2 separate regions of the Homo sapiens genome follow, and region 1 is linked to region 2. A link is a loop called in an ENCODE intact Hi-C map of the cell type or tissue named here. Cell type or tissue: dorsolateral prefrontal cortex. All regions are shown on one strand. Links, peaks and the distances in the headings refer to the core of each region. The heading gives the core; the rest is flanking DNA.

Region 1 (8,000 bases), core at 1-8,000, 610 kb before region 2:
TTCTCTAAGAAAATAACTTTTTATTGAAGACATAAATTTAATGTTTACATAACTAATTTTTATAATAAATAAATTATGTTAAAACAAAGTTGACAATCTGGTAGTTATACTAAGAGGTGTCACATGATTCACTATATAGAAATGCAAAATCATTTATGGAGTGAACTTTTGGCTAGACAGTTTCCATGGATTGTGCTAAAATTCACAAAACCCTCTAGGAAAAATACTATTATTACCTCTGTTATGAATGAGGGCACTGAGGTTCAAAAAGGTTAGAGAAGTCTTGAGCGCTTAGTATTTTCACTTCTGTCTACACGTAGGTGTCATCTTCAGTACATACTCATTCTATGCTGAATAATTTGCAGTTTCCTGAAAATTCTTATTTTTACATATTTTTGCATGCTCTTTTAAAATCTATCTGTAATATATTCCTATACACAGTTCCCCTTCCTTTTTCCCACCCAACAGTTTGACATCATACTATCATGCAAGTGTCATCTCAAAACATACTTTTTGTGAAAGAACCTAGTCTTCACATATAATCATTAAGCCATGTTCTATAATCCTATCTTCTTTATTTTACATAAAAATTTAGCATACTGTTAGATAACAAGCTACTATTTCAATCATTTATTTTATTTTATTTTATTTTTTATGTTTTGTTTTTGAGACGGAGTCTCGCTCTGTCGCCCAGGCTGGAGTGCAGTGGTGCCATCTCGGCTCACTGCAAGCTTCGCCTCCAGGGTTCACGCCATTCTCCTGCCTCAGCTTCCCGTGTAGCTGGGAGTACAGATGCCCGCCACCACGCAAGGCTAATCTTTTGTATTTTTAGTAGAGATGGGGTTTCACCATGTTAGCTAGGATGGTCTGGATCTCCTGACCTTGTGATCCACCCACCTTGGCCTACCAAAGTGCTGGGATTACAGGCGTGAGCCACTGCGCCCAGCCCAATCATTTTAAAGAGTATATTTTTGGTAAGTTCATGCATTTTCATTGAAGATTCTAATTGAAAATAGAGTAAGCAAAAAAGGAACTTACGGATACACATAAATGAAAATTATAAGAGTAGTCTCATTGATATGGTAGCTAATTCAGACTCATCTCTCTCTACTAGTCACCATCTTAATTTCTTTCTCAGGCTTGCACTGATGGGGAAGGAGGGGCCACTAACTATTACATGCCTAAATATTTTTAAAGAGGGCAATTTTAAAAAGAAAAAGGTGACTCACTCTCCTATAGTCTATCTACTCTCAATAAGGGTAATCAGCTTGAGTAATGGGTCTTTTTGGAGAAAGGGATGGGGTTCTGGGATTAGCTAGGTCACAACCAGGTGCCTCCTGCTGTGACCAGAGAGTTTGCTAAAGTGCTCTACTGACAATTTTATGAGAACCCCCTAGACTGAGGTAGAGGAGAAATTTCTCAACGCACTGATAGAGTCCTCTAATTTGAAAAATAAGAGATATGTACTCTAGATGTATAGCTAAAGAAACATATCATGCAGTAGAGGATTTTACACTGGGTATATATTTTCTATTGTACATTTTACAGAGTTGGAATTTTTGTTTTACTTCGGTTCATTTGAACATTTCTATACTTCTAAAAGAGATGAAACAACTAAGTCTTTGAAGGTTAGTAATACCAGGGAAAGCTGAACAGATTGAGGGACCTTACATGATTCAGCCAGGGAACACTTTTTGCCCTAGAGACATAACAGGAAGACATTCTTGGGCCTATGTATCATTTTACAGAATTGGAACACTGTAGTGGACTGACAGTAAGTGGACCGAAAATGAAGAGAACACACCAAGTTGCTACAGGCAAAGCATACTTGCAAACTAAAATCCTCATTAGCAGCACAAAGCTGGAAGCCAATTTTTTGCTACCTTAGCAGAACCCCAGCCAAGGATGCACTAATTAGACATAGAGATAACCTATGTTGCTAAAGCAAATCCATCCTTTGTTTATGATTAGCCATGGAGTGAGAGCAGTGAGCTTCAAGATCCAAATTCCAGTCATCACTGGTAAGAAGCACAGGAAATGTCTAGGCCTAAAAACTTGCCCAGACTGAGGACTAGAAATATGGTGTTTGCTTAAATGTTAACCCTTCAACCTAACAAAGTCTGATCCCACATAGCTAAGGGTACTAGGTAAAGTGATGAGGAGGAAGGAGGCATAGAGAGACAGATGAAATGTCTCATGGATACATTGGACATAATCTGAAATAACCAGTCAGTATCGTGGACAGCTGGGTAAGCAGAAGCTGAAATTTCAAACATGCTTCACATGTTGCATATGTAGATTACTACAATAGACTCTCAATCCGTATTGGTGATGTGGTGAGGATGGTGAGGATTGGTCTCTGTGGGCAGACATGTCATAAGGACTAGTTAATTAAAGTGATTAGACATTAGTAGTCACAGAGATTTTGAAAATAGTAAAGCAGGGAATAAGATCACGTAAACTTGTAAGCTTTCAACAAGCCACTGTGAATGTCACAATTTGATCATAGATACCTGAGAGATGGACATTGCACAAACACTTCACTTTATGGACAATAATTTGTACAAGAAAAGTTATCATCCTGAGATTACATATTCATGCAAGATCATAACCAGGATTAGAATTCCAAGAGGTTTTAATTCAGTGCCTTTTACAATGTTACACTGATAGTAGTTAATAGAAATATAGCCATTAGAAGCACACACTTTTATATATAGGCTGGGAGCGGTGGCTCACACCTATAATGCCCCTATAATGCCAGCACTTTGGGAGGTCAAGGCGGTGGGTCACCTGAGATCAGAAGTTTGAGACCAGCCTGGCCAGCATGGTGAAACCCGTCTCCTCTAAAAATACAAAACTTAGCTGAGCCTGGTGGCATGCACCAGTAATCCTAACTTCTTGGGAGGCTGAGGCATGAGAATCACTTGAACCCGGGAAGCAGAGATTGTAGTGAGCCAAGATCACACCACTGCACTCCAGCCTGGGCAACAGGCGAGACCTTGCCTCAGTAAATAAATAAATAAATAAATAAATAAATAAATAAATAAATAAATAAATAAAATAAGCACGTTTTTATATATTACATTGAGATTGTCATGTAGATGTTGAAATAAGCTATTTTTGTCGAAATACCCTAACTTTCCCATTTATAACAATAAGATATTTTCTGTTAAAATAGTTCATTAACTAAAATGGACTGCATCTTATGTATACACGATTAGGATAATATGTACAGTGTAATGTTAATTTTAGGTGTTAACTTGTCTGGATTAAGAAATACCTAGAAAGCTAGTAAAGTATTACTTTGGGGTGTGTCTGTGAGTATGTTTCCAGAGGAGATAAAGGTAAGTCTGAGTGGACTACCTGGTGGGAAGATCTATCTTCAGTGTGGTAGGGCACCATCCAATCTGCTGGTGGCTCAGAGAGAACAAAAAGAAAAAGTGAATATGTTAATCTATCTACTGAAGCTGGACTCTTTCTCTCCTGTCCTTGGACAACTTCAGTCCTGCTGGCCTTTGGACTCCAGGACTTAAAGACTAGTGACACCACTGATTCTCAGGCTTTTGGCCTCAGACCAAGAGTTATACCATTGGCTTTTCTTGTTCTGAGGCCTTTGGACTTGAACCAAGACAAATAACAAGCATCCCACGGTCTCCAGCTTGCAGAAGACTCGTCATGAGATTTCTCAGCTTCCATAATCATGCACGCCAATTTCCCTAATAAGTTACCTCTTCCCCGTCTCCCCTCTCTCTGTCTCTCTCTGTCTCTACTCATCTTATTGCTTCTTTCTGGAGAACCCTATAGGTACATGCATTTACATATAAGTATGTTTGTTTCTTAAGTATACAAACTTTTATGCCTCATATATTTTTACATAAAGCTTTGTAACATGAAAATTCACATGAAGTTTATTTATTTTTTATTTACTTTTTACACAGAGTCTTACTCTGTCGCCCAGACTGGAAAGCAGTGGCACAATTGCAACCTCCGCCTCCTGGGTTCAAGTGGTTCTCCTGTCTCAGCCTTCCCAGTAGCTGAGATTCCAGGCATCCGCCACCATGCCCGGCTAATTTTTATATTTTTAGTAGAGACAGGGTTTCGCCATGTTGGTCAGGCTGGTCTCAACTTCCTGACCTCATGTGATCCACCGGCCTCGGCCTCCTAAACTGCTAGGATTACAGGCATGAGTCACCATGCCTGGTCCACATGAAGTTTTGAAATAGAGCTCTAGTAACCTGGCTTGTTAGTAATTGTGTAACTAGCCCAGACTGAAGTTGGTCATATTTTTAACATAGGCAATGTCAAAGCACATTGTATACCATGACTAAACTTCTGCATCTTGGGATCATTTCATTCATGACTATAAGTCATGTAGGGCTGATGTATGTATGTTCAATACCACCTCAAAAGCAGACCTTACAAAATAGTCATTGACTTGCCCATCAATGTCAGAAAATAACTTAACAGGTGCTATAATCTACTAACAACTAGATATAAAAGTTACAATCCAAATATCTTTGGGAGAAACAACATAGCAATTTGAATTCCCAACAAAGCATGAGAAAAATAAGTTTAGCTTAGAGAGTAAGAATTCAATGTGCTATATGGGACATATACAAATATACAAATAATGTTCATTAATAATACAGAAGATTTAACTATTTTAAGTGACCAAGTTGTTATTTATTTTAAACTTCTTTTTTTATCCAATAATTAAATACACACATGTGCACATGCGTGTGCACACAGACACACAGCTGACATTTTCATAAATGAGTGGCCTGCAAAATTTCAGCAGAAAAAAAAAACATCTGGACAATTATAATTGCAAGGTTTCCTAAGCATAAGATTCTAAGGTCATAATTCTATTGCACTAAGTTTTATAAATCAACTGGAAAAAAAGCCATTTTGAGGAAAGGACTCATATGAGAATATCTGACATAAATTATTAACACCTTGAAAGTACATTCATATGGATAATTTATTAATGTTCTTATTTTGCATATTTCTAGATAAAATTATAAGAATTTCATGCCAAATGAATATCTTTGTATGAAATCATCACTTCAGGATGATAGAAACAGAAGTAACAGGAATAACAGCTTCAGGGAGCAACAGACTGGATGCAGTAGAGGAGAACTCTAGAAAATAGACCCGCCCATCAGCGGCTTCACTTATGAGCCCACACTTCACCATCAGTTTTGCATATTTAGCAAGCATAATAATCATGCTTCTAACATTTTGTTATTCTTATAATAAAATGAAAAAAAATCAGGTAGTTCCTCAAAAATCTCATTTCCCTTTTCTGAGCAGCGGTTCTTACTTTTCAATAGCACTCCACACCTGATTAGACTCACACACAATCTTTGTATATTTTCACTGGAAATGGTGTAGAAGATAAATTACCAAGTAATCATTTACTCTCCCAAAACAAGTTTTATTGATTTTCAGATTTGTGGCAATAGATTCTATCTGTAATAGAAGAATCTGGAATTCTATATTTTTCCCTTGGATAATAAGACAACCATCTGTAATAATGTAGGGTATAGCTAATCACTGTGTTAGGTTAGTATTTTTCAATACTTCAATTTAAGTCTCAAAATCAGTTTTTAAAAACGCTACCTATTTTTGTGCTCACAAAAGACCATATGTCTGAAAAAAATCATAATACAGTATGGAGCTCTTTAATGCTACAATATAGACTTTAATTGTTCTTTATGTCTATATGACTGAAAGTAAATATATATCTACAATTTGCATTGGTGGACCCCATTAGCTCATCTCCTTAAAAATGGTTTCATTATTTTATATTCTTTATTTTACTTATTAGAATTATATAACCTTAGTACTTGAGCTTCGTAAAAGATTTCCTCTGTAATATTTGGTGCTCTTCTTGGTAGCCTCTGTTTTGATATGTAATTATTAACTCATGTTTATTTAAGCTTCTGTTGGGATCATTAAAAAATTCCCCAAAAGTCAAGAAAAATGAATTGATGATAGTAGGTAGACAGGCAGATTTCTAAATAAATATATGGACAGAAAAATATATCAGGAAATGTTTCTATTTTTCCAATGACTATCCTTAGGATAAGGATAATTAATTTGTCAAATCTATAAACTACATTCACAAAAGTAATCTAGCTTAAAGGATGATCACTAGCATTTGTGTTATGGAGCTGTGCTCTGAAGAACAGATACATGTTTGAATCATATAAAATGAGCTAGGTTCCTATATAATAGCAACATTCTGCAACTGAAAATTAAAGGAAATGTCCATGGAATTTACATAATTCAGCCAGTTCTGCTTTGCCAATCGAGAATTATATACAAATACTGAATAATGTATTTACAAGACTATTATAAGACACACAGCAATTCCTTCCAACCCTCATTTCTTCTGCCTCAGATTAGGTTTTTCTTTCTAACCTAAGTCACTGAAATCTACTTCTAAGTTACATCATTGACTCTAATTTCTCATTTCATTCTATTTTCTTTTTTTTTTCTTTTTTTTTTTTTGCCATTAGAAAGGTTCCTCTAAAAAACATTGATCTAACCAATCATCCCATATTGGAAACCTAGGATGACACTACACACCTATCGGAATGCTAAAATAAAATATTCAACAAAGAACAACACCAAATGCTGGCAAAGATGTGGGGACAGGGTCACTCGTATATTGCTGGCTGGAAGCTAGAATGGTACAGTGATTTTGCAAGATAATTGGGTAGTTTCTTCAACTGAGTAATTGCACTGCTGGGCATTTATTCCAGGGAAATAGCATACTCACACAAAAAGTTGCACACAAATATTCATAGCAGCTTTATTCTTAATAACCCCAAACTGGAAACAAACCAGATATCCTTCAATGGCTAGATGATTAAATATAATATAGGATAGTCTTACCATGGAATAGCAGTCAGCAAGAAAAAGAAACAAGCCGCTGATAGGTGCAACAATTTACATGCGTCTCATGGGAATAACACTGAAGGAAAAAAAAAGAATCTAAAAGGTACATCCAGTGTGATTTCATTTATACAGCATATGTTAACAAAAGCCAGAAATCAGGATTGGGTGTGGAGGGGAGGTAGGTGTGCCTATAAAAATGCATCACTAGGGATCCTCGTGGTGATAGAGCTGTTTTGGGACTTAACTGTTTCCATGTCAATATCTGAGTTGTGATATTGTAGCACAGTTTTGCAAGATGTTACCATGGGGTGGCAACTGGATGTGAATTTATAATTATGTCAAATTGAGACGTTTGATTAAAATGAAAAACTATGTCAATGTGCCTACAGAGAGGAGTGCAAACTTTAAAATTTCATATAAAACGTTCAGAATATTGTCCGTATTGGAAGGCCGAGGTGGACGGATCACCTGAAGTCAGGAGTTTGAAACCAGCCTAGCCAATATGGTGAAACCCCATCTCCACTAAAAATACAAAAAAAAAATTAGTTTGGTGTGGTGGCTCACGCCTGTAATCCTAGCTACTCGGGAGGCTGAGGCAGGAGAATTGCCTGCTCCCAGGAGGCGGAGGTTGCAGTGAGCCGAGATCCTGCCACTGCACTCCAGCCTCGGCAACAGACAGACTGTAAAAAAAAAAAAAAAGAAAGAGAGGAAAGAAAAGAAGGAAAGAAAGAAAGAAGGAAGGAAGGAAAAGAAAGAAAGAGAAAGAAAGAAAGAAAAGAGAGAGGGAGGGAGGGAGGAAAGAAAGAAAGAAAGAAAGAAAGAAAGAAAGAAAGAAAGAGAGAGAAAGAGAAAGAAAGAAAGAAAGAAAGAAAGAAAGAAAGAAAGAAAGAAAGAAAGAAAGAAAGAAAGAAAGAGGGAGGAAGGAAAGATTGTAGGTAACAATCCTTACCACTCTTTACTGGCTCTGCCTTCTCTCCCTACTTCTACCCTATAAACTATGCTTCATACACTCTAAACTGTGTAAGATTTCTTTCTTGCATTTCTTGTGTACCACTTCGCAGAGTGAATTGTGATTATTTGGACTGTAGTCTGTC
Region 2 (11,580 bases), core at 1-8,000:
TGTCTGTGGAGCAGTGTTTGATGAATAAATGTGAGGCAGCCATAAACATGAGAAGACAATCCAGTGGTGCTTTGTGCCCCCTCCTCTTTCTTTCTTTTTTTTTTTTTTAAATCCTCGTATCTCTTTTAGTGTATTCATATGGCCTGATCTAAGATGCTCCTAAGTCCACAGACATGGATGGACTTGTGCTCTTTCCCTGGTTGCTGTATAGAACCTTTATTTATTTATTTATTTATTTATTGGACCTAATGCTGGTGTTGCTGCTGGTTGCAGTGGTGCATTTTCTCGGCTATACTCACACCCCTTCCCCGCACCCCCCGCTCCCCAGTCTGCTGTGAAAAGCAGCACTGTCTTAATCATTGGTTTACATACTCAATAAAAGAGACTCATGCCTGAATGCTGCTGATGGAATCTCTCCGGGTAGAGAAAGAGTAAATCCTCCTCCAGGCTGAGAGAGAGGCACCAGCAAACAGTTATTTCGCACTGCACTGAATAGACAATTCACAGGGAAATGTTGAAGGAAGAGAGGAGGCGACCCCAAGTGCAGTCCATGGCCCACATGCTCTATAATAAATAATTTCGCAGCAGCCCAGCAGTGTGTGCATTGACCGGCCGGGGCCAGCACACACAGATTGGCAGGGAAAATACATCTAGCGGTGTCGAATTTTCATTGCAATCACCAAATTAACTGATTCCCCCACATCACACTCCCCCAACACGGCACACGCCGGCGCGCGCGCGCGCACACACACACACATACACACACACACAGCAGAGCTGAGAAATGCAAGTTACTGAGAGGTGAAGTAGGGTCTCTGTGAGATTGTCTCAGCGCGGATTAAAAACCTAAGTAACGTGTCAGACACCCGGGTTACTTGTGTGAGGATGGGGGTGTGAAAGGTGAGAAATGGGACTCGGCGGTGTACGCAGGGAGAATGTGCTGTCTGCCTTCACGGAGATTCTGGCACACATGACATATCTGAAATTTACACCCAACGTAAAATACACAAAAGTACCACCAAAATTTTCTACACAAGATCTCTACAAGGTCAGTTAGTTAATTCAGGAAAATTCTGCCCACCGCCTCTTTTTTCACATTCATAAATATGCATAAATAAAATTCGGTCCCCAGTCTATATCCCGGAGGAGGGCAGGAGAGAGGATGCATTCCAAGAACTTGCTGAAAGATGGTTCATTGACCTCATTTAAATCCTCCAAAGGCCGACTGGGTTTTGCACGCCAGTGAGTCTACGTGTGTCTTACTTTCAGATCCCTTTTACCCAGGGAAAAATTAATTTGATCAACTTACCTTTCCTGCAAATACCCAAATAATGACAGAAGGATTAGAGGCAGGCAAAGAAAAAAAATCTAGTCACCTAGCTTAAAAAATATTCTATCAATCATCATTTCACATCCATCCTTGCTATATCTCACACTCAAGCCACATCCCTATACTATTCTCTTCAAAGCAACAATCTTCCGCCTTACAGCCCCTGCCCACCTAGCCCTAGCACGCCGCCCCTGCCTCCTCCACCACCCAAAGTGTCCTCATGCACTCCTGTACTATGCATTGCCATTTATTTCATAATCAGCATCGTCCTCCCATTCCACACAGCCCCCTCACTCCCTCCTCCAAAAAAGAGGGTCTGGAGAAAAGTGAACCCAGATTCCTTAGCCATCCGGCATCCAAACCCAGTGATTTGCATAATAACAGCGTTTTGTGCGGTTTCCCTCCACTGCTGCGGTCGCAGAGGTTCTTACATTTCACGTGAAAGGATAATATTAATTACGGAAAGAAGCGGCAGAGAGAGGATGGAGAGGTAGGAAATCTAAGTGAAAATATCTTAGCAGTAAAGTAACTGCTAGGGAGCATATATTTCTTTGGTTAAAAAAAAAAAGAAACGACACAGACTGAATAATAAAAAGTCAATGTGTTGATAAAGTGGGTTTGGGTCTTTTAATTTTTTTGCCTTTTCTCCCCTTTCTTAAATTCTTGGTTTATTTATTCATTCATTCACTCATTTTTTCTTTTTTCTTATTCTTTTTCCTTTCTTTTTCTTTTCTTTTCTTTTTTTTTAAATCCCAGACAGAGTCCCCTCTCTCTTCCTAGGTAAATGACACGTCTCAGAACACATTTCCCCCCCGGGGATGTTATTGCAATGCACACGGTGCTGTCGCTGCTGCTGTTCTCGCCCGTCTTGGTAGCTCGCTCCCAGGCTCTCACACACTTTTTAAAGACACACGGATATGATGATGGTGGGAAGAGGGGGAAAAGAAAAGGCGACCTGAAAAGGGGGAGGTTAAAGAGATGACAAGAGATGGAGAGGGTCGCTCAAGAGCGTGATGTGGGAGGTGGCTGGTGGGGGTTGTCGGGAGGGTGGAATGTTCAGAGAGGCACAAGTTGCCAGCCAAAAGGCGTGGGAGGGGGATGCTGGCGGGAATGGAGTGAGATGAAGGAAGCTCAGGTGAATGAGAAGGCAAAAGGTGCCGCGTAAGGGGCTGACTGCTGGGAAGGCAGGGCTGAGCCAGTGTTAGAAATTCGAGGGGCTGGTGCAAACTGCCACTGCCCCCTGCCGCACCAGAGAGTAGGGGGAGGGGGTGGAAATCGCTGGGGACAGGGAGACTGGGAGGGGAGAGTGGAAATATGGGGTGGAATGGGGAAGATGGGGAATGGGCGAGAAGTTGATGTTCCCTGCGCCGGGGCGGGGATTACCTTGTAGCAGGAGCCCGCAGACACTGTAGAAGCGGAGAACGGCGCTGCGTTTCCAAATCATGGTCCCTTCTCTAAAGGGCTGGGGAAGGAACGAGGGGGCAAGTAGATGCTGGTGAGCGGGGCACGAGAGTGCAGGGCTCCGCTGGTGTCCTCCTCCCGGCGCCCGCCGGACCCACCGTCCCCACCGCTGCGGTGTTCGAACCCGCGGACTCGGATCGGCGGCAGCAGAAGCGGCAGCGGCAAAGCACCCGCAGAATGGGGTATCGCGAAATAGTTTCTTCTCCTCCTCCTCCTGCTGGTGGTGCAGCCGCGACAGCCCGTCTTCCAGGCAGGGGTTTGGAGCTTGCCTTCCTCTCGGCGCGCACAGCAAGTCCCAGAGCCCGCCGGGGCTGCCCGAGCAGGTGGTGCAGGGATGCCGGGGTGTTGGAGAAGGTGCGGGCGAGGGCTGCAAGGAGTGGGTAGGTCACGGAGGGGAAGGGCTGGGGGAGAGGAGGAGCAAGCAAGCAGCACTGCCGCTCGCGCCCGGGGTGTCTCGGGGTCCTGGGAGGGGAGGTAGAAGCAGTGGAAGCAGCGCTAGTGGCGGTAGCAGCGGCAGCGGCGGCGGCAGTGGCGGCTCCCGGATGCTCCGGCTGCAGCGGCGGCTGTGGCGGCAGCGGCAGCGGCGACGGCGGCAGCTCTACGAAGCACCAGACACAAGGGCAAGCTCAGAGCGGCGGAGGCCCCGCCCCCACCCCGGCCAGGGACAGACACCGCCCCCCGGCCAATGGAAACTCCCCCGCCCACCAGGTCTGGCCAATGAGAGAAGGGGATGGGTGGAGACAAGCGCCGGGAAAAACAAACAGGCTTCTCAAGGACCCTTCGGGCAGGAAGAACTGAAGCCCCCATTCAGCACCCCTGGCGGATCTTACCTCTTTAGAGATGTCTCGCCCGAACTTGCAGGCGAGACAACTGCCTTCATTAATCAGCGCTTTGCACTCAGGAAGGGTTCAGCCAATCGCCACCGCGAGGGGGCGGGGTTAGCCGTGTCCCCAGCATGTTCTGGAATTCGTGGTGCCTGGGCCAGGTCCTGGGTGCGAGGTTCTTCTGCGCATTTGGACTCCTAGAGCAGATGGTGGCTGCACCTGCCCACTCACCAGCTGCAGTAGCAATCTCTGACGATTCCAGCAGCAAAAGGGAAAGATTGCAGAGGGCGTGGGAGAGGCTAAGTATAGGGAGTGGAACACCTACCTGCCTACAAGAACTTGTGCAAAAAAGGAAAAACAAGTGGAGGAAATAATTTTGTTGTTGTTGTTGTTCAGAGGTTTTACTTAGTCTAGGTATAAATCTCAGTAGAGCTTGGTGAGTAGCAGTGCTGGCACTGGCATCAGGCAGCCTTTGGTTCAAATAGCATAGCTGTCGCTTCATGTTTTATAATATTTGATGATTTACTTGAACGTTTAAGTCTAAAGCCTCCTCAACTGCAAAACCAGGATAATAGTACTTAAAGAGTTGTAAGGATTAAGTGAGAAAGCAATCATGTTAGCGTAAGTCCATGCAATGCGTACATACTTTAAAAATGGTGACTCTAGCTGTTTATTGGGATTTTTCTAATTCTGGATAGCAGGAAATCTTAGGCAAGCCTCTTTAAAATGTTTTAACAATAGCCTTACGAGGGGAGAGAGGCAGAAGTGCACTTTTTTAATGGACCTAACCAAAAGGAGTCACAGAAACTCAGGAAGCTGGAAAGAGCCACCTCTATAAATCAACACCCTGAAATGTGTCCTTTAGAAGAGGAGACATAAATGAGCAAGACATAAATGAATCAGAAGTTGTGTTTCTAAATGAGCTTAATTCCCAGGTTTTCCCTATGACCAGTTTTTAATTGGACCAAATTGGCAGATGATGGACTGGTTCAGTAGTGTTAAATCAGTCACACCATAAATAAAGTCGGCTTTGTTTGAGAGACTACACAATAGAAACCTGCAAGCAAGAAGACAGAGGGAAAGATGAGAGGCAAGATCAATATTGATGCCCTTCACTCTTTCCCATTTGTTGCTTACTTTGCCACAACCTTTTGCAAATTCAACCCTTGCCTTTTAACTAATGACCCATTCATTTCTCTGCCCACCTTTCTCCCCAGGTTCTCAAAATTAAGGAACAAAATGTCCATAATAAAACTGCAAGCACATTCTTGAAGAAAGATGTGTGAATACCTGTGTTATTGTAGGAGATAGTTGCCTACTGTGAGTTTTAGCTGTTAGGAAAGTCAGTCAGTGAGTCCACAGATACTGCTATCATTTAACCTATTGTGAGGATCAAAAGGTGAAATTCTAATCATTATTGACTCACGCTTAGGTTTTGTGTCAGGGAGAATATAACAAATGGAAATGCCAAAGAAGTTAGGATTTGTTTATTGAAATGGTAGTCGGAGTTTCTGGGTTCTAATGCACATGCTGCTTCTAGCTGTATGACCTTGGGCATATATTCAACTTCCTTGACCCTCAGTGGCCTCAACTATAATATGAAGGAGCTGGACTTAATTACTTATAAAGCTACATTGAGCAATAGAAAAAAAAACTTTAAGATTATTATATTGAAGAAAATACCCCATTTGAGCATGAATATATAGGCATTTGTAACCAATACTCTGAAAAAGAGTCTTCTTCTGAGTCTTGTTGATAACCATGACAGCAATTTGGATTTGTACCCTCATATAATCTATAGCGTTACTACTAAATATGTGGTTCTCAGACCAGCAGCACCAGCAACACCTAAGAATTTATCAGGACAGCAGAATCTCAGCCCTGCCCCATACCTGCGGAGTCAGAATCTTCATTATACCAAGATTTGTAGTGATTTGTACGCACACAAAGTTTGAGAAGCACTGGTCTTTAACACTATTTTGCCACATACTCACCCCCAGGGATAATTTCAGTGGGCAATCTCTGAAACGGAAGAGCCTAAAAAGCCTAGGGGATTTTTGGTAAATTACTGCTTTCAGAAACTCATGACAAAAGTAACTCCATTGGTAAACTATGAAACAAAATGATTAATTTAATTAGTTTTTTTTAAGTTGAAAGTTTGATTAAGTGAGAGTCATGAACTTTCTTGTGATTAAGGGCTCTCTTTAGCCCATACACCCAGGGGACTAGAAGTGAAATGTGCACTGATTGCATTTATGGGAGAAAAATACTGAAAACATAAACTCTGGTCATTTGGATAAATAATGTCAGATTCATGTACAAAGAACAGATAATACTCTATTTTTCAAGTAGTCTATTCTTAGATACTATTACACAATTAATTTAAAAATTGCCAGTACTCAATGTTGTGAGATATTTGAATATTTTAGAAAAATGTGACATTGTCAAAATGTTATATAGACTTGTACGAATAAATACATTTCTAAAACTTACAGCTGTTCTGTGAATACAATTAAATATCTTCCAGTATCTTCATTTCATAGGTTTAAGGTTATATTGTCTACATATATCATCAATGTGGCAGTAAATGTATAAATTAACTGACCCCATAGGAATCATCAATTAATTAGTTTCATAAATTGCCAAAAGATGGCATCTATCCACGCATCCCTATATGCAATAGTTTGAAATATTAAACCTGTTTGCAAAATTTTCTTTACTTTCTTTATAATTAAGCCCCGTATTCTCTTTCACTTCATGGCAAAAATATTTTTAAATATTTAATTAAGTGTTTTGAAATCCAATATAAAACGAAGAGAAATTAATGCCTTACAAGCAAGTAATTCATTAGTAATTAATGTATTATATAAAAGATAGTTTATATTTTGTTCTGCCTTGAACATATTGGTCCTCTTTCTTTATACTATCACAGAATAAGATGGCAACCTCCTCCTCCTCTCTCAGTAGTACCAAAGATAGGTTTTTTTTTAAGGTAGTTATCACAGAAGAGACTACAGTTAGCTTATATTTTATGACTGTTTCTACCACAGTTGAAAGTATTGAAATTTATTCTGACTGTGATGATTATGCTCTTTTACACTTTTGGGAGCCAAGTAAACTGTCTACGGTTTTAATTATGCTAAAAATATTGAAATGAAAATGGGAAAACAAATGTCACTTTTATCACTATGGATAAATTTCCTGTGATTTCACATGGTTCACCAGAACATTTATATTTCTCTTTTAAAATGCTAAATTTAGGGGAAATATCTAATTTTTTTAAAATATACAGTCATTCCCAGAACTGAAAATCTAAAAATTCATGCTAAATTGACTCTCATAGCAAATTGACCCTTGTAGTAAATTGACCTAGAAAAACAGATTTCATGGCCTGGTGAAAATGTACACCATTGTGGAAGAAAATTAGCTTATTGAGTACTGGAAACATTGATTGTCATTCTCCTTGCTTGCTAGCATTTTAAGTATGAGATAATCTGCCTGTGTTGCAGAAATGTTAAGAATTTATAGGCATAGTATATAGTATATACACCACAATATAAGTAGTATTAATATATATGATGTGTGTATATGGTTGGTATATGTATTTTTGTATATATATACAAAATGGTTTGTATGGTTGGTATATGTATTTTTTGTATATATTTATGGCAATATTTACTGCTTTAGATAGTTTTTTAACTTACAATTTTGCTACTGTTTATAAAACACTCAGTGTCCCTCTTCAAAATATAACCTATTATTTTACCTCACCCCACTCCACATGTCTTATTATTAGAATTTCATGTTATGTTGATGAAAGTATATAAAAGTAATGAAAATAAATTCACAAATTTTCAGAAATGTATAACCTCAAAATGATCTCTTCCTTCCTTTTTATATAGCTACATCAAGTAGCAATATGATCAACATCTTCACCTTCTCTCGTTTTAAAATATGCAATCACAACGTATAGAGTGCAAATGACCTAATGATCTTATGTAGTGTAAATTCTATTTATACAATGATTGAATGTAAATGATCTAAGATATGTGGCCATCATGTACTTTCTTAAACTCATCAAGAAGGATAATTCCTTTCTCTACATTTTCCTCAGGACAAGCACATATTAACCCTAATTCATAGATGATCATATGATCCTTGAGTTTAACAGCAGGTAATACGTAAAATGGAAGTTTTGCAAATAATCATCTATAAACGGAAACAACCTGAAGATCACTGTCTACTTTTGAACATAATCATACTGAAAATTGACTTCATTAAAAAAAACCAAGTAAACAACAACAAAAAAAACTTTCACAACAATGACTCTATAGCTATTCAAGCCAATTTTATTCCTGACATATAATTTTTTGCATGTGGAGTTTTTTTTTCCCTGCAACACTCCTATTGGAGATCATCATATTTGTCATTTCCTTACATTACCAAAGAGTCTGTCCAAATGTGACATTCTCAGTGAGGCATTGCTGATAACCCTTTTCCTCTTCACCCCTACCTCCTCTGGTCACTCTTCATGCTTCTAATTTTATTTTTCTTCGTATCATTTGTAAACTTGAACTTATATAATTTAAATCATTTATTTACATGTGTGTTTGTTTTTCTCCCCAACTAAAATGTAAGTGGCAAGAAGAATGCAGGGACTTTGGCTTGTTGATCAAATTTTTGGCAGCTAAAAATAAACATAGTAATCACTCAATATGTGTTTGCTAAAGGAATGGGTGTCTGGTTTATCCTGTAAAAATATAGATTCCTTTATCTTTCCTCTGTGTCTGTTTTAAGGGCAGTATTTCCCTATGTAAGTAATTCTAAGTATTCTTAAGTGGAATGGCTCGAACTAAAAGATTCTGCACTTAAAAAATTATTTCTATTTTCATTTACAAAAGAAGTCCATATGGGCTGTTACAAATATAAGCTGTGGAGAAATAAATAAAATTCCACTCCCCATTCATAATAATTGTTGACCTTTTTTTGGGGGTGGGGGTGGGGGGTGGGGACACTGTCTCTGTCCCCCAGGCCAGAGTCAATGGCGCAATCTCGGCTCACCGCAACCTCTGCCTCCCGGGGTCAAGTGACTCTCGTGCCTCAGCCTCCCTAGTAGCTGGGATTACAGGTGTGTGCCAGCACGCCTGGCTGAGTTTTGCATTTTTAGTAGATACAAGGTTTCACCATGTTGCCCAGGATGGATTGAAATTTTGACCTCTAGTGATCCACCTGCCTTGGCCTCCCAAAGTGCTGGGATTATAGGCATGAGCCACTGCGCCCAGCAGATTGTTCACCATTTCTTAACTGTTCCTGACTTTTTCAGCCACAAGCAGTTTGGAATAAATAAATAAGAAAACCTATAGTCATTTATTAAAGTGTGCATTTTTTAAGTGTCAGTGACTGTTTTTTAGTGTGAATCTTTGTGTTTCCTTAGAGCAGAAGATTCTTTGTATTTGCATTACCATTTAATACAATTTCTGTTAGGAATATTACGAGTACTTCTATGGAATGAGAAGGGCAGACTAAAAATACTGAAACCAACTAAGGACCCTGTTTCTTGACCCAGATTGACTAAATAACAGGAGCTATCTTGGTAATTCACATAGCTGAAATAAAGGAATTGTGAAGAACATTAGGATTTTACTGATTTTTTATAAACCCAAGCTAAATTAAACTACCTTAAAATCTCACTATTGTAAATAGCCAATTTTATACACATCTCTAAGGAACATCTGATTTGTACCTTGATACAATAAAAAGAAAAAATAAAAGCAATAAAGCATCTTGAAGTAGCAAACTAACAATTACTAAAAGAACAGAAGAGAATAGCAGGAAATGGATCTGGAAGGTAACATACAAGTTACAAAATAGTATGGCTTAAAAAATATGGCTTTTTCTCTAGAGCTGTGCTGTCCACCAGGTAGGTACTAAGCATGAATGGCTATTTAAATTTTGATTTAAAATAATTAAAATGCAATTAAATTTAAATTATGCACTTTTGTCATACTAGTTAAATTTTAAGCACCCAATAGCCACATGTGGCTAGTGACTGCTGTATTGAACAGCACAGATAAGAACATTTTCATTATCACAGAAAGTTCTACTGGATAGCACTGTCTACTATATCAAAATCTGTTTTTGTCTGAGTTCTCCAGAGAAACTGAGCTATTCAGAAGTCTGTATATGTGTGTGTGTGTATGTGGCATCTATACCATAATGATGTTTATTTATTTATTTGTATCATTATTATATTGAGACAGGGCCTTGCTCTGTCACCCAAGCTGGAGTGCAGTGTGGCTGGATCTTGACTCACTGCAGCCTTGACCTCCCTGGGCTCAGGTGATCTTTTCACCTCAGCCTCCCGAGTAGCTGGGACTACAAGCGTACGCCACCATGTCTGGTTTATTTTTGTGTTTTTTGCAGAGACAGGATTTTGCCGTGTTGCCCAGGCTGATCTCGAATTACTAGGCTCAAGAGATCTGCCTGTCTCAGCCTCCCAAAGTGCTGGGTTTATATGCATGAGCCATTGTGCCTGGATTGTTTTTTAATTTTTATTTTTTGTGAGTACATAGTAGGTGTATATATTTATGGAGTACATAAGATGTTTTGACACAGGCATGCAATGCATAATAATCACATCTTGCAGAATGAGGTATCCATCCCCTCAAGCATTTATCCATTGTGTTACAAACAATCCAACTATACTTTATAATAACTTATTTTAAAATCTACAATTAAATTATTAGTGACTAGAGTGACCCTATTATGTTATCTAATGGTAGGTCTTATTTATTCTAACTTTTTTTGTTTTTTTGAGATGGAGTCTCACTCTGTCGCCCAAGCTGGAGTGCAGTGGTGTCATCTGGGCTCACTGCAAGCTCCGCCTCCCGGGTTCCCGCCATTCTCCTGCCTCAGCCTCCTGAGTAGCTGGGACTACAGGCACCCGCCACAGCGCCAGGCTAATTTTTTGTATTTTTATTAGAGACGTGGTTTCACCGTGTTAGCCAGGATGGTCTGGATCTCCTGACCTCGTGATCCGCCCGCCTTGGCCTCCCAAAGTGCTAGGATTACAGGCGTGAGCCACCGCGCCCGGCCCTATTTTTTTTTTTACACCCGTTAACCATCCCCACCTTTCTCCAATTCCCCTATTACAATTCCCAGTCCCTGGTAAACATTCTTCCACTCTCTGCGACCATGAGTTCAATTGTTATGATCTTATATCCCACAAATAACTGATAACGTGATGTTTATCTTTCTATGCTTGGCTTATTTCACTTAATGTAATGATCTCCAGTTCCATCCATGTCGTTGCAAATAACAGGATCTCATTCTTTTTCACAGCTGAATAGTACTCCATTGTATATATGTACCACTTTTCCTTTATCCATTTCTTTATCCAAAATTTTGAAATTTTGGCGATTGTGAACAGTGCTGTAACAAACAAAGAAGTGCAGATATCTCTTAAATATACTGATTTCCTTTCTTTTGGGTATATACCCAGCAGTGACATTGTGGGATCTTATGATACCTCTATTTTTAGTTTGTTGAGGAACCTCCAAACTGTTCTCCATAGTGTTTGCACAAATTTGCATTTCCATCAACAGCATAGAATGGTTCCCTTTTCTCCCCATCCTCACCAGCATTTGCGATTACCTGCCTTTTGGACATAAGCTATTTTAATTCCTGTGAGTTGATATTCATTGTAGTTTTGATTTGCATTTCCCTGATAATCAATGATGTTGAGCACCTTTTCATATGCCTGTTTGCCATCTGTATGTTTTCTTTTGAGAAATGTGTATTGAAATATTTTGCCCATGGGTTTTTTTTTTTTTTATCAGATTATGATTTTCTTTTTCATGTAGAGTTGTTTGAGCTCTTTATACTTTCTGGTTATAAATCCCTCCCAATCTGTGGGTGGTTTTTTTATTTTATTGATTGTTTCCTTTGCTGTGCAGAAGCTTTTTA

What was found. Peaks named below come from ENCODE experiments on the same cell type or tissue, not always from the same donor. Only the 100,000 strongest peaks of a DNase experiment are listed, where the experiment ranks them.
Region 1: it touches region 2 in a loop (6-fold over the local background); 7 of 110 quality-filtered maps call a loop at or near these places.

Annotation. Positions count from the first base shown.
Region 1 is chr3:85,568,218-85,576,217 of GRCh38, reverse strand. The region is part of intron 1 of CADM2 (cell adhesion molecule 2); the gene reads right to left. Among named protein-coding and RNA genes, the nearest start is that of MIR5688, 190 kb to the right of the region's middle. RefSeq lists an enhancer at 1-130. In dorsolateral prefrontal cortex, for the core only: no CTCF peak of the experiment used is centred there; no DNase peak of the experiment used is centred there.
Region 2 is chr3:84,950,802-84,962,381 of GRCh38, reverse strand. It overlaps CADM2 (cell adhesion molecule 2), which reads right to left and starts at 3,393. Exons shown (of 10, transcript NM_001167675.2): 1 at 2,714-3,393. The coding sequence starts at 2,774. RefSeq lists an enhancer at 686-1,228. In dorsolateral prefrontal cortex, for the core only: a CTCF peak has its summit at 3,684 (motif pointing right); DNase peaks (open chromatin) are centred at 591, 2,481, 2,651, 3,451 and 2 weaker places; H3K4me3 peaks cover 4,340 bases; H3K27ac peaks cover 4,780 bases.